4 separate regions of the Homo sapiens genome follow, and regions 2, 3 and 4 are each linked to region 1. A link is a loop called in an ENCODE intact Hi-C map of the cell type or tissue named here. Cell type or tissue: endothelial cell of umbilical vein. All regions are shown on one strand.

Evidence for each region. Peaks named below come from ENCODE experiments on the same cell type or tissue, not always from the same donor. Only the 100,000 strongest peaks of a DNase experiment are listed, where the experiment ranks them.
Region 2: a loop joins it to region 1, with 2.7 times the contacts of the local background. A loop is called at or near these places in 5 of 110 quality-filtered maps.
Region 3: a loop joins it to region 1, with 2.8 times the contacts of the local background. A loop is called at or near these places in 2 of 110 quality-filtered maps.
Region 4: it touches region 1 in a loop (2.3-fold over the local background); 2 of 110 quality-filtered maps call a loop at or near these places.

The regions. Positions count from the first base shown.
Region 1 is chr12:75,563,644-75,566,143 of GRCh38, forward strand. It overlaps LOC105369844 (a long non-coding RNA gene), which reads right to left. Exons shown (of 16, transcript XR_007063375.1): 11 at 1,157-2,433. Among named protein-coding and RNA genes, the nearest start is that of KRR1, 53 kb to the left of the region's middle. In endothelial cell of umbilical vein, no CTCF peak of the experiment used is centred here; a DNase peak (open chromatin) is centred at 948.
Region 2 is chr12:75,705,187-75,707,686 of GRCh38, forward strand. All of the region lies in intron 1 of LOC105369844 (a long non-coding RNA gene), which reads right to left. Among named protein-coding and RNA genes, the nearest start is that of KRR1, 190 kb to the left of the region's middle. In endothelial cell of umbilical vein, no CTCF peak of the experiment used is centred here; DNase peaks (open chromatin) are centred at 985 and 1,835; H3K27ac peaks cover 2,084 bases.
Region 3 is chr12:76,079,495-76,081,994 of GRCh38, forward strand. All of the region lies in intron 1 of NAP1L1 (nucleosome assembly protein 1 like 1), which reads right to left. Among named protein-coding and RNA genes, the nearest start is that of NAP1L1, 3.9 kb to the right of the region's middle. In endothelial cell of umbilical vein, a CTCF peak has its summit at 1,431; no DNase peak of the experiment used is centred here; H3K27ac peaks cover 276 bases.
Region 4 is chr12:75,862,007-75,864,506 of GRCh38, forward strand. No RefSeq gene overlaps it. Among named protein-coding and RNA genes, the nearest start is that of PHLDA1-AS1, 170 kb to the right of the region's middle. RefSeq lists a silencer at 1,003-1,297. In endothelial cell of umbilical vein, no CTCF peak of the experiment used is centred here; a DNase peak (open chromatin) is centred at 1,165; H3K27ac peaks cover 2,148 bases.

The DNA.
Region 1 (2,500 bases):
TTCAATGAATTTACATGTCATGGTCACAAGTTTTAATTTCCTTCACAAAATAAATTAGTGAAAGTCACTTGTACAGTATTGATAGGAACAAAGATTTTCAGCCTAATTTATCTGAAATATACATATAAATTTAGTAAATTTAAACACAACCCCTAATTTAGAGGAACAGATAGACACTAGGTATTTGGGAGCCATTATTCTTTTTCATTTTAGTAGGAAGTAATTTTTTTCTTTTTTCTTTTTTTTTGAAATGGAGTCTTGCTCTGTCGCCTAGGCTGGAGCGGTGCAGTGGTGTGATCTCTGCTCACTGCAACTTCCACCTCCCAGGTTCAAGCAATTCTCGTGCCTCAGCCTCCCGAGTAGCTGTGATTACAAGCATCTGCCACCACGCCCAGCTCATTTGTGTTTTTAGTAGAGACAGTGTTTCAACATGTTGGCCAGGCTGGTGTCAAACTCCTGACCTCAAGTGATCTGCCCACCTCCGCCTCCCAAAGCGCTGGGATTACAGGTGTGAGCCACTGCGCCACTTTTCCTCAAGTACAAAGTAATATATTTAATATTTGGTGTTGATGAAGGAGGAGTTTAAATTCACAAAGCCTTATGGGGAAGCAGCAGCTTTTGTAGAATATAATATTCTGTTTATATTACCTATCAATCATCTATCTACCTATCTTCTATTTATTGAGTAGTTTTCCAAAACCTTTTCAGCTATAGAACACTTAAAAAAAAAAAAAACTCATCTGAAAAAGTCATATTAAAAACAAAGGTGTTCTGGCTGTGTTTGGGGTGAAGCCCGTGCCCAGGCCCACTCTGCTGCATCCTCATTTGTGGGTTGAAAGGAGAGACGTGTGTTTCTGGGAAAGGGGCAGTACTGGCTGAAGGAATTGCTGTGACCCCATGGCAGCTGCCCTTGGCAATCTCAGGAGGAAATGCCTGCAAACCAGGCTGTGTAACAATAGCCAAACAGGCTGCTTTAGCCTTTGCCAACACCAGAAATAAAGAATTCATTATGACTAATTAATTAATAAAATATGCAATGCTTCCTTTAAGGCTGTCCTGACTGGAAACACTGTAACAAAATTAGCAAACACTCTAAACCATGAGTCCCATGTGTTAAACATCCCCCAAATCATATCTGATAAATAAAAAAGCATACCTTCTAAGCCAGTGAAGGGTCGAATATTTCAGGAAGGATCCATTGTTAACCAGTTGAAAATACCTCGATTATATTCCATACTGCAGTGGGAAGGAGTGATTTACTCTTACTTTATTGGCTTGCATTTTAATTTGAATCTATTTTTAAAAACCTACTTTGGTTGTGGTTCAATACTTGCATAGTTGGCCAAGTGATGTTTAATCATGCATTTGAGTCGGTTGGGGACTGCAAGCTCTCAGAGGACGGGACTCAGCTGCTTAACTTCAATCCTCTGCCAACTGCTCTATGTTGTCAGGTGCCTAGGGATGGCCTTGCAGCCAGAGCTTTTTCTGTGGCTTCCTTTTCCTCTTCATTCTATCTCTAGTCCCCATTCAGACTTTTTAATAAGAGCAAACTACTTCCCTCGGTAGAAAGATTCCATCTGCAGAATTTTCCTGTTGAGCATATGTCACGCATAACCAAAAATTGTATCAAATGAAGAGGATGTTTGACTTCAGCCAAAACCATTCTAAGAGACTTTGAAGTTATGGCGGCTCCACTAGTTGTACTCCACTAGAAAAGTTTTTTTTTTTTTTTAATGACACATTGAACCCTAAAACTAGCTCATCAGATCATTCAAATAGCCTGGCTGATTAGACGTTACAGTCCCAGTGACAACATTTTATAGTAAATGTCAGAAACAGAAAAGATAGGTGGACAGATGAGTTACGATTCTCTATGACAAATGGAACGATGAGGTTGAGTATCTTCTTAAACATGAGCTCAACTTTCCTCTGAAACCTTTGCAGATTACATTTGATTGCTGTCTAGATCAGAAAGGATGATGTTACCAAAGATCCATTCTTTAATTGCTGCTTCAAGCTAGGGAGTCCTTGTGCTTTCAAAAATCCCTTCCAGTTTCCAGGGAAAAGGATCATTCTTTGAACTTTACATGTCTCTTAGTAAATTTGAATCCATGATTTGGTCCTAGACATGATCGCAGTTTTCAGTTCTTGGGCAATCAAATCAACCCAAAATAAATTTCTCTTCTTACATGTATGTATTGGGAAGGATGGAGTAACAGATGGGGGAAGGCTACTGAAATAGAATATCGCTTAATCTCAGATATCAGGGTCCTTAAAGCTTCAAATGAGCACTTACTTGGAATAATTGGTAATCCATTTACTCATTCACTAATTCATTCCATAGACGTTTACTGTGTGCTTGAGATCTACCAGGCACTGGGCCAGGTTTGGGTAACAATGAACACAACGCATCTCCTTTCCTCAAGGTTAGTGCTACAGACACAGAGATAAACAATAAGGACTGATCATGTACAGGCAACAAGGCACAGGATCCTGAGGG
Region 2 (2,500 bases), 140 kb after region 1:
CTCCTTTATTTTAGAATATTATTATTTTTGCCCCAGTTTTCATGAAGAAAAGAGATAAATGTGTACTATTTCATATTCTTACTGCTTGCATCAGACATGAATTATCGGAATTTAAATGCCTTATGTAATACACAGTGGATTAGTGTATTTTACTACTTTGATGGTGTTTTTTTAATATAAATTCAGACACATTTATTTCCTATCCCTGAGACAAAAGAGCTATTGATAGAAGCAGAACACACATGTATGCGGATGACTGTTTATACAGATATGGTATAAATCTATATTTCTATCTTATCAAAATACAGACTTCTGACAAGGTTAGAAAGAATCGGCCATATTAAAACTATTGCCATCAAACACAATGTTCCAAGACCCCTAGGATAAATAATAACAAGAATAAATATTTTTTTATAAAAATGAACCCCTTGTCTATGATTTTGGATTTTTTTTCAAGATCGTATGTATCAAAAGGATTACAAGAGGCTAATGCCATAATCAGCCATATGACCTTGGGTAAATCACTAAGATTCTTCTTATCTTAGAACAAGGGAGTTGGAGTCAAGGCTGTGACTCTGAATTCTTCAGTCTTGTATATTCCAATATGGCGTGGTTGGGGTGAGAGGTACAATTTAGAGACTTTCCATGTGTTCCTTCAAACTCCTCATTCCATTTCCCCATTCTGCATGGAGGCACCTACAACATGGTAGAGGTTGAACCAAGTGAGGCAGTTGACATCTCTAATAGTTTGCCACTAGCATAGTATCTGTGTTTTGAAAAGTCATTGGACTTTGGAGGTATGTATTCCAAAGCACCATGTAGCTGGAACTGTTTTGATAAATCTTGTAAAAAAAATCCCAATTGAGTAGCAATAGGGAAAAGCATCCAACACTTACAGGAAGCTCCAGCTGATTGGGGATAAATGAGCTCTGTACTCAGCAACAGCTGCAACAACAGAGGGCCGAGCCTCGGTAGGTGGACATGCACAGAACGAGCTGAGCTGGGGCCTGGAATTTCCCGAAATGAAATCCAAGAACTGTTTAGGTTGACCTTCTCTCTCTTAACACAGTTGACCCTTAAGAAATAAGAGATGACACATCCCAAAGCACACCAAGTTTTTACAACCGCAGCTTAAAAAAAAAAAGGAAAAGTTGGAAAATGAATGGCAGTCCTCTTGCAATTCTGGAAGAATAAACTGGTTGATTTGACTGCCTTCTGTTTGGGGAATAAGCAAAGCGATTATTTAAGAATCATATATGCTGGGGCTGCTGCGGAATGCAGAGTTTCTAGAAAACAGATTTATCTGTCAATTATAAGCAGGCTTCCTGCACTGCAGGACCTGCTTCCACATAGCAGTCAGGGTTACAGTGACATAAAACAGAACACCATGAACTGTATTTAGAAAGGCTGATGTAAAAAATGCAGTGGGGAGGAAGATTGAAATGTTTGCAGAAATATAGATAAGCAGGCACAATATAAATGAGGAAATATGTTTTCTTCCCCCAACAGCATGACAGCCTCAACAGTATTTTCCAGGGAATTGAAAAAAGAATTTTCTTAGCAGGGAAAAAATAAAAGTGGTCATCTGCTGGCTAAGTATATAAAGACACATCTTAAGAGCTTTCTCTAAAGTAGGTTTCTCACGTGAAAAATGAGGCTGTTATGAGGTACAGCCCCTCAGTTTACCCATTTCCATATAGCCTAAAATAATGGGGCTTAGTGTGATAGAAAATAGTGGCAACTAAAAATATCTGTCGCAGATAAGGTTTCTCTTCTAGCCATGGCTGTGTCAAGTTACGTGGTCTTTGCTTTGCTCTGCTGCATTCTGATAACATACACTTAAGTAATTTTGTAAAAAAGCTATGCCTCACTTTCATAAGCATAAAGGAAATAAGATCAGTCATGAGGAACATCTGGCAGGAAGTTCATGGAAAGGGAATTCACCAGAATTATTCAACTGGGAGGGGCCTTGGAAGCCATTTGTTCTAGGTTTCCATATGTTGGCCTGAGGAACTATGTACTTTGTTATGTAAAAATCACGGAAAATAGAGGTCAGAGATAAAGTGAGTTCTATTTTCACAAACAGAATGTCTATAGATATAATGATTTTCATAAACTACCTTACACTGAGTGTGACAACATAAATAAAAGAACAGCAAAACTCAAAACAGTTTTGTTTTTTTGAGTCAGAGTCTCACTCTGTTGCCCAGGCTGGAGTGCAATGGCACGATCTCGGCTCACTGCAACCTCCGTCTCCTGGGTTCAAATGATTCTCCTGCCTCAGCCTCCTGAGTAGCTGGGATTACAGGTGCCCACCACCATGCCCGGCAAATTTTTGTGTTTTTAGTAGAGATGGGGTTTCACCATGTTGGCTAGGCTGGTCTTGAACTCTTGACTGTAGATGATCCACCCACCTCACTTTCCCAAAATGCTGGGATTACAGGGGTGAGCCACCACGCCCGGCTAAAACAGTTGTCTATGATCAATATTGTTTTCTCTC
Region 3 (2,500 bases), 520 kb after region 1:
GTAATGTAAAAGACAGTTTCAGAATAAAACACTAATCAGAGTTGGTATCACGTATTAATGTCAGGAAAAAATAGACTTCAAGGAAAAACATTAAGATAAAAAGGTCACTTTATAATAAAAGGTTCATACATATATGGTGTGTATAAGATCTCAAAAGACATAACTGACCCTAAAAACATGCTTGAAGGCATTTTTTTTTTTTTTTTGGAGACAAGGCTTTGCTCTATTGCCCAGGCTATAGTGCAGTGGCGTGATCACAGCTCACTGCAGCCTTGACCTCACAGGCTCAAGTGATCCTCTCACCTCAGCCTCCTGAGTAGCTGGGACTACAGGTATGCATTCTCCACCACACTCAGCTATATTGTTTTAATTTTTTTTGTAAAGACAGGGTGTCTCACTATGTCGCCTAGACTGGTCTGGAAATTCTGGGCTCCCGCCTTGGCCTCACAAAGTGCTGTGATTGATTACAGGTGTGAGCCACCACACCTGGCCTCCTGAAAGGAAATCTTCCTTCCTAAACTGAACTAAAAACAAAATCTTCCACTGAAGAGGGGAGGCAACTGACTGAACTAATTGGATACATAGAGCTGACATAAGGCTAAGAAACCATTACCCAACTGCAGTCACATAACGTTTCAGTCAACACAGGACTGCATATACAACAGTGATCCCACAAGATTATAATGGAGCTGAAACATTCCTATTGCCTAGTAATGTCACAGCTCAATTCATTATTCATGTTTGTGGTGATGCTGGTATAAACAAACCTACTGCAGAGTCATATAAAAGTATGGCACTTACAATTATTTACAGTACATAATACTTGATAAGGACAATAAATGATTTATTGGTTTATGTATTTACTATACTATGCTTTTTGTGGTTAGAGTACACTCCAACTTATTTTTAAAAAAGTTAAAACTGCCTACAGTATTCAACATAGCAACATGCTATACAGGTTTGTAGCCTAGGAACAACAAACAGGCTATACCATATAACCCAGGTATGTACTAGGCCGTACCATCTAGGTTTGTGTAAATACATTCTATGACATTCACAAAAGGATGAAATGGCTTAATGATGCATTTCCCCCAGAACACATCCCCATCATTAACCATGCATGACTGTGTATGTAAACAAATTCTATGCTGGAAGAAGACTTCATGACCATAACTGCTATACAGCTTTTCCCTAGAGCACAGTGGGATACAAGGTGGAGTGCTTTTGAATTTCATGCTGCTATGGTTTGAGTATTTGTCCCCTCTAAAACTCAAGTTGAAATTTAATCCCCTATGTGGCAGCACTGAGAGATGGGGGTCTTTAAGAAGTGATTGGATCATGAGGGCTCCACCCTCACAAACGAATTAATCCATTCATGGATTAATGTATTTCTTTATAAATTACCCAGTTTCCCACCAGGGGAGCTGGAGAGCCAAGCTACCCAGTTAGCACACTCAGCCCCCTCCCCATGTGATACCCTGTACTGCCTTGGGAACCTTCAGAGTCTCCACAAGTAAGGTTCTCACCACATGGGTCCCCTCGATCTTGGATTTCTCAGCCTCTATAACTGCAAGAAATAAATTCTTTTTTTTTAAATAAATTACTCAGTTTCAGGTATTCTAAGCAACAGAAAATGAACTAATATTCATGCTGATTTATAGCAGAACAGTGTAAGTCAACATTCTTTCAAAACCAGGATAAAAATTATCTCATCATAAGTTATCACTGCTCACGTACGTAACCACGGACGGGTTATCTAACCACTCCACACCTATTTTTTTTCCTTGTTAAAATGTTGATGCTACCTGTCTCTAAGTAAATTAAATGAGCTAATAATACACACAGAATTTAAAACAATGCCTGAATAATCAATCAGTGTTGCCTATTACATTATTTATCCCTGTTATGCTCTTCTGTACCCTCTTTAGAAAATAATTCCAAGACTGAAATTATAACTCTAGACAGGTGTGGTGGCTCACACCCATACACTCAGCACTTTGGGAGGCCAAGGCAAAATCGCTTGAGGTGAGGCATTTAAGACCAGCCAGGGCAACACAGCAAGAGCCTGTCTCCACAAGGAAAAAATATATATAACCCTGTTTCCCAATAAAAATTAAAATGTACAAAACTTCTGAATAAGTAAAAATATATACAAATATGCAGGAAGTAAAAGGCAGAGTTGGTAACCAAAGGTATAGAAGCCATTTTCTATGGCAAGCCCACTAATGTACTCTAATGTTCTGTAGTCATTGTGCTAAACGACTTACATATGGATAGGTGTAAAGTAACAACTCTCTCCTTCTAACCCCTATTCTGCCCAAAAACTTATTTAGATGAAACTAGTTTGAAATGGAACTTAAAATCATCAAATTATAACAGGTTCCTTTGTGTAAACGCTGTATTACTCTTTGACCCCTTTACCCTTTCCTTCCTTTATAGCTCTCATCACAATTTAACATTCTACATCTAAGCAACCAATTTGCCTCTTTTGCTCATGACA
Region 4 (2,500 bases), 300 kb after region 1:
CCTTATCTGAGTCCAAATCTGCATCTTATTTTATAGTTTTCATCCATGAAGGTCTTTTTTGGCTGTTTCCTGTTGTCAGTGCTAATATGCTCATTGTAAAGAACTTTGAGTTTTTATGTCTACAATTACTCAAAGTCCAATGCCTAATACACAGGTTTTCTTCCATTTAAGTCATCAACTATATTTCTAGTATTGTTCCAGTCTCTGCTCGTAATTGCTTTTGTACGAGCCTGTATAACCAAAGAAACTTCTAAAGATACAGTCCTCTTATATGACCACTTTCAAATGGAACTGTTCCGCTCAAAGCTTCAGATCTTTCCTCAGGTGAGGCAGAGAGAGAAATCACTTCTAAATTGAGCATTTAGCCTTCATTACTATATTCCCTATATCACAATGTACTGTAAATGGTTCACTTATCTTGCATTTATCCCAAGGTACTATAAATTTATGTTTAATTATTTGATTGTTTATCTCTACCATGAGTTATAATAAGTCTAGGAGGACAGGGAGCATCTGTATTGTCTATTGCTGAATCACCTATACCTAACTTGATGCCTGGCTCACATAAATGTTTCATAAATATTTGTTGAATTGAAGAATGGACGGATGGATAATTGTTCCCTGCTTTTCCACAGAATATTTCCTACAAAGTTACTATCCACCCTTGAGGCCCCAGAGAACAGACAGGGTAGCACATTCATTTGTGTGTGTCCTCAGTACTGAGACCAAGGGCTGACACAGAGTAGTTGTATAATGAATGTTTGATGAATGACTGAATAACCTAAGGCAGAGTTCACTAAGCCATATGATTCATTGCCTTGTTGTTCAATACCTTCCACAAAAGAGTTGCCTAAGCTTGTATATAATCTGAATCAAATCAGAGGATTCAGCAGAAATTCTCTGAACTTGAATAGTCTGGCTTGTGAAACAGCTGAATATCTAAACATTCCCAAGTTCCCAAATTGTATGTAGACTAAATAATTTGCAACCAGGAATTGTCCTTGTTAGGGAGATTAGTGCTGAGAATATCCCAATTTGTACACTACTAAGTCCAAGAAACAAATTACATGTCTATTTGCCAGAGCCATGGTTTCTGTATGGCATCATCTCAGATGAGTCAGGACCAAAGAGGTCATCAGTATCAGAAATGCAGTGACTGATTTCCTGCACCGTTGAAGGCTGAGAAATAGGATTTGGGAATTGAGCTTTATAGTCCAAATATTCCTTCCATCACCTTACCCCCCCATAAATGCATGCACTCAATTGAAGTCAGATTACTCAGGCTGACTATAAAAGGCAAGATTTTCCTGTTTCCATTTTCAAATATAAAATAGCCACCTATAGGAAATAAAACATGATTCACAGTTAGGTAAATACTCTATTGTTAGTGAGTCAATAAACATGAATCAGTCGTATACTTATAAAGACAACCTGAAAGAATTTGAGGCATAGGATAACAAAATAAAAATTAGAGCTAACATCTGTTGAACATTTTGCTGTTCACCAAACATTGCACTAACAATATGGAATATATGACAGTTAATTTTAGGTATCCACTAGACTGGGTTGGGAATACCCAGGTAGCGAGCAAAACATTATTCCCGGGTGTGTCTGTGACGGTGCTTCTGGAAGAGATAAGCATTTGAATCAGTAGACTTAGTAATCAGCAGACTTCCATCCAGGCTCTGCACCGACTAGATGATGATCACCCACATCCTCTGGATAAAAAGCCAGAGGGAGAGTCAATTCATTCTCTTCTGGGTTGGGGATAGCCATCTTGTCCTGCCCTCAGACGTCGGAACTCCAGGTTCTCAGGCCTTCAGCCTTGGACTGAGAGTTGCACCGTTGGCTCCCCTGTTCCCAGGCCTTTGGACTCAGACAGAATTACACTACCAGCTTCTCTGGTTCTCCAGCTTGCAGACAGCATATCAGGATTTCTCAGCCTCTATAATCACATGATCCAATTCCCTTAATAAATTCCCTCTTATATCTATATATATCCTATTGGTTCTCTTTCTCTGGAGATCTCTGACTAATACAGAATATATCTTTTAAATCTCCATACTAACCCAAGAGGTAAAGTCTATTATTATCACCATTTTATAAATAAGAAAACTGACATCCATAGAAGTCAAATAATTTTCCCCAGATGACACATTATATAAAAGAGGGGCCAGGATTTAATCCCAGAAAGATAAAAAGGTAAAAATCTAAGCCAATCATTTAACATCTGAGTCAAGAAGCAGAGAAAAATCAGTGAACACCTTTAAAAGTTCTTTTGGGGTTAAGGGAGTCTGGCATACAAGTAGGATTTCCACTTCTATGCAGTTCAGACAGGAAAGGAGATGGTCCCAAAGTGGTAGGTGTGGCTGGGAATACAACCAATTTGAATCAAAAGGAGGAAAGAAAATCAGTTCCAGATCCAGAATACTATGTGTCTCTCCCAAGGCCTATTCCCCTCCCACAAAAAAATTGTCCAATTTTTAAAATTTTCTCTTAA